2 separate regions of the Homo sapiens genome follow, and region 2 is linked to region 1. The links are chromatin loops, found by intact Hi-C in ENCODE. Cell type or tissue: heart left ventricle. All regions are shown on one strand.

The links. Peaks named below come from ENCODE experiments on the same cell type or tissue, not always from the same donor. Only the 100,000 strongest peaks of a DNase experiment are listed, where the experiment ranks them.
Region 2: it touches region 1 in a loop (4-fold over the local background); 2 of 110 quality-filtered maps call a loop at or near these places.

Annotation. Positions count from the first base shown.
Region 1 is chr4:23,929,580-23,932,079 of GRCh38, reverse strand. It overlaps a transcript of PPARGC1A not described here. Among named protein-coding and RNA genes, the nearest start is that of PPARGC1A, 41 kb to the right of the region's middle. RefSeq lists an enhancer at 11-1,642. In heart left ventricle, no CTCF peak of the experiment used is centred here; a DNase peak (open chromatin) is centred at 1,049; H3K27ac peaks cover 2,500 bases.
Region 2 is chr4:23,454,481-23,456,980 of GRCh38, reverse strand. The region is part of intron 18 of LOC105374524 (a long non-coding RNA gene); the gene reads right to left. Among named protein-coding and RNA genes, the nearest start is that of PPARGC1A-AS1, 310 kb to the left of the region's middle. In heart left ventricle, a CTCF peak has its summit at 1,278; no DNase peak of the experiment used is centred here; H3K27ac peaks cover 240 bases.

The sequences.
Region 1 (2,500 bases):
GCTACTATGACCACCACCACTATGGCAACTCCTGTTACAAATTACTGTATAACTACCATGTGCCTGATTATTTGCCAAGTGTAAAGCATTAACAGTAACTCCTTTTAACAACCCTGACAATGGGGTATCATTATCCCCATTTTGTACATGAGAAACTGAGGCTCCGCAAGGTGAGATAATTTGCCTGAGGTCACACCATGGTAAGTGCTGGAGTCAGACTTTGGATCTGGGTATCTCTGACTCCAAAGATCGTCATAACTTCCATGGCTTCCCATGAGCTACTGATTATTGAGCACCTACCACTTGTTAGCCACTTAGCATATATCACCTCTTTTTATCCCCATGGCAGTCTTGTAACTTAGGTATTATTTTTCCATTTTACTGCCGAGGATAATAAAGCTTAGAGAGAGGTGTTAGGTAAGTATGCCAGAGGCACACTGCCAATAAATGTTCTCAAATCCAATGTCAGATGACATTGGATTCTTGCTTCCTTTCTGGTCTCTGCTTTGTGAATGAATCAGTGAGTGAATGGGTCACCTTCCTTTCTTCCTCTTTTTCACTATTCTTTCTTTATTCTCCTTTAAAAAATATGTGCCTTAACTTTTTAAATTAAAAATCTAAAGTATGCTGGAAGTAAAAAAAAAAGTCAGGGCGGGGATACAGAAAAGCACAAATAAAATAGAGCTAGTCTACAGTAACCTTCTACCCAGAGGTAATAACTTTCCTTCCTTTTTTTTTCCTCCTTCCTTCCTGCCCTTGCCTTTGTGTCCTCTTAGCCAAGAGTCACATTCCTTCTCTACCTCTTCCAGCACAAACTCCCTTTGGGGGTCCGAGTTTCCCTGCTGTGGTTCTTGGCATAACGCGTGACACACACATTTGCAAAACTAATCAACTGTGGAGGGGACAGGGAGTCCCAGCACAAGCTCAGAAAGGCAGCGGCCACCACAGCAGCCAATTCCTTTCCCTGTCCCCAGAGGTGGGGTGAGCAGGTGACTCCCTGTCACTGATCCCCAGCTGCCCCTCACTAGACTGTGAAGCAACAGAGGCCCTAGCAACGGAAAATGCCACCGGACACTCCACGCGGCGGCATGTGCCAGGCTGCCTCTGGGAGCCTTGTGTTCTAAGCCAAAGTTCAGCTGAAGGGCAGTAGCCAAGCCAGAAAGTCATGTGGCTCCCATGTTGGTTAGTGTGTCACTTTGAACAGCTCTTATCTGATATTATTATGACTAACTCAGTGCTGACAGCATGGGACAGATTATAGGGGACATGTGACAATTATTTAAGGCATCACTGAGTGCACTGTGCAGCTTATATTAACCCCTTCTTTCCAGGATCACTTTCCTGCATGTGTTTGTCCCTTTGAGAGTCTGGGTAGGAAAAAAGAAACAAAAAAGTACATTGAACCCTGAAGGGTGCTACTGGTTTCCATTTGAACAGCCTCTGGCAACAATTTATTTTTGTCCCCATAGCTTGAATGATATATGCTCTTTTGGCCTAAAAAGAAAGAAATCAATGATAAGGTTGTTCATATTTCAAAACCTTTTTTTATACCTTGTAACTGATAAAATTCATACCTTTGTCATCATTGTTGTTGTTAAGGTTGATCTTTAAGATATTAGAGAACCGTGTTGAAGTGCTAGCTGGAGAAATAGTCCTTCAGCGTTGTACCTAAATGTCAGTGGTCAGAAGGCGTTACTCCCCACAATATGATTGACATCTTGGATGGTGCAAAGCAAACATAAGAAATGCTATAATTTATTATTTATTTTCTGCCCTTGAGTATATATGTAATGGTACAATGTGAGGGCTGTTACACCAAAAATCAAGTTCAGAGTCACTCATGGTGGAGAGGGATTTTGTCCTGCTTGAAGCCATGGGTAGTAATATAAATATTCTTTCTGTGTGAATGAAAAGGAATTTCAAACCTGATTTGGGGACTTAAAGGTAAATGAAACAGAATATCTAGGTAAAAATTCAGATGATATCATTTAAAGATGTCAAGGATGCTAAAATATACATATATTTAACGTGGCACCCTGGAGTGGGGTGACAAAAAACAGAGTCTGCAAATCTATAGGAGAGGTTGAATATCAGCCATGTTTTGAGGATTTCCTTGGTGAGTTTATGGTCTGTTAACACTCAGCTGTAAAATGGAATGATAATACCCTCCTCATAGGGTTGTTAAAAAGATGTAATGAGAAGAGCCTCATAAAGGCTTAGCCTAGGGCGCAATGAATGCTAAATAAAAGGTGGCAGGTATTATTCTAGTTATTATTCTTGTTATTGTTATTTGTAGGCAAATCCTCTGCAGCAGAAGGCAGCAAAGTTTGAACACAGACTTGAAGTGTTAACACCTCCAGGATGATTTCAATCTTGGGGCCACTTCAACCTTCTCCCACTGAGGGTAAAGCCATTGCCAATCTTTCTTCCCCACTCTCCATAATGGGTGCCGCACTTTTTCCTCTCAGTAAAGTGCCTGCCATGGTTTCTGTCATTAACA
Region 2 (2,500 bases), 480 kb after region 1:
GCAGATCATATAATTTTGTAACTGGGGTTTATGGTTGGCACTGGTTGGTGTGTCAAAGCTTAATAGGTGGGAGGATTCGTATAGGTCCAAATGAAGCTATTGAAGGGGTTCAAACAACATTACTAGAGGAAGTAGATGGTTTATATCATTGTCACAGCCTTTGGAAATTGAGTCTTTTATTTCTATTTAGAGCTGATCAAGTTGATTCGACTCAATAGAATCCTACATTGTGTTTGTGTCTGTGAATGCATTTGTGTGCGTGTGTGCCTGAAAGTGGGCGAGATTTTCTTTCTTTCTTTTTTTTTTTTTTTTTCTGCATAACATTCTATGGGTACTGAGTAAATGTCAAACCATCATAACTGGGAAACCTTTTCAGGTTGAACTAATGGGACCTCAAATGAATTTACTTACACTCCTTTGCTTTTGTTAATCCCGAGTTCAGTCACACCTGACACTCTTTACACATTTTAACAAAAGAAAAGTCACATTGCCACTGAAAGGCTAATGTACGCAAGAAAATAAAAAAAAAATTAAAGAAAATGTGATAATAAAACAATAGGATAAACCATAACTTTTTCAATTAACATTAAATCATGACTCATTGTCTAGCACATTCACCTTTATGGCTCAATCTTCATTTATATGATCTTCATCCTAGTTTTTGTTGTAAAAAAAAAAAAAAAGTACCAGCTTTATTTTCTTGTTTTATTTTTACATTTGAAAAAAACATTTTGGAAAAAAGACTAATTCATTAATAAATCCATCTTCTGGACCCTGGTTGACATTCAGTTTAATAAAAGCCAAGAGTAGTGTTTTTCAGGCTCATGAAGAAAGAGCAGAGAAATCAGTATTTATATTTTTGGTTGTTGTTAGAATTTGAAGTTTTTCCAGGGCAGGCTAATTTTGAGGTTCATGCAACTCTGGGGACTAAGTGAGAATTTCATAAATAATCAGAATGAAGAAAACGCATATGTAGATAAGGAAACATTTTCCAAGCAGGGTAAAGGTTTTCGGCAGCATATGTGACTGCACAGTTAGCCTAGCTCATCAAGTTGAAATTATAAGCAAAGCAAAACAAAAATACAGAGCTCATGTTTATCTGGGACATAGGGATTAAAAGAAACATCCTTGCTTTCTGAGGAAAACTACAAACAACCCCTCTCCCCCTAAAAAAAACTCTCTACAATAGAATCCCTAATGGTCAAAAGAGGACATGTTGTAAATTAACTTTGAAAGACAGCCTGAACCTGACCACCAACGTCGGTATTTGTGTGGAGGAAAGAGTGCCACCTACCGAATCACCACCTTTTAGATGTTTCTGTCAGCACTTTGATTTTCCTTGGAGTTCTACCAACCCTGGAGTGTGACCTTGCTTAGAATGAAACCTGACCTCATTACAATGCAAGCTTAGCTTTTTGCAGGCACATTACAAAATCAGCCAGAAACCCTCATCTGCAGATGTCCCCCCATATAGTGCCACACAAAAGAAAGATAAGGAAAGGGGCTAAGTAGAACCAAAACAGCAAGAACAGCTGCAAAAGAGGATCAGGCATCTGTGTAATGATATGTTTAGTCACTAAACACAACTATTTTATCTTAAGATAGACTAAAAATCCAGTACATATGTTTATGTAAAGTCTTCTTATTCTCAGTCAGAGGAAAGTGCCTGACTAAATGTTTTGTTGGATTGAACTTAATTGTTGACATCTGGAATTGGTTGATGTTAATATTAACCAAACCATTTGGCTAAGTAAAATGTTATGAGAGAAAGGTCTATTCCGAACATATTGTGTGATGTTAACATAGGTAACCATACAGTTTGACAGAAACCCTGCTAAATTTATAAAAATTTGAGATATCAGTAAGTGTGACAAATATTGCTTTTTAAGTTAATTATAGGTATTATATTGTATTTTCTAAGTCATACATTCAGGGAGTCCTCTCTATATTAAAATACATATTACAAAGATTCAAATATATGTATCAGGATAATGGCTTATCCTTTAGCTCCTAAGCATATTCATATGTTATGAACTGTGACAATACTAGAAAGAACAAAAAAATGTAAAAATGTCGACCATATGTGCTTCTGCCATCTGATTCACTTTGAAATTTCCCATCATCCATTGTAACAAATAACTTATCTATTATATGTGCCTCAGGTACCATTCACCTCTAATTGGCAAAACAGAAATATTTTGGGACCATATTTTTTCCCTAAGAATAGTGCAACTAATAATAGTAATTTTAGGTATAAAGATAGACATGCACATTACTGTAAAAGAGGTCATATTTAGATACATTTGCTCATTTTGTGGCAGATACTATTGGTGTCCGTAATAGAATTAAAAAGTTTTATAAAATATGTACACTGGTCTTGGGAAATTCAGAAAGTACCAGCCAGCCTTGAGCTAGACTGAACAAAAACATCCAGAGCATCTTAACCCAATTAAATCGCATCCCCAGACATCTTGCTGTAGCTAGTAATTGAAACCAATGA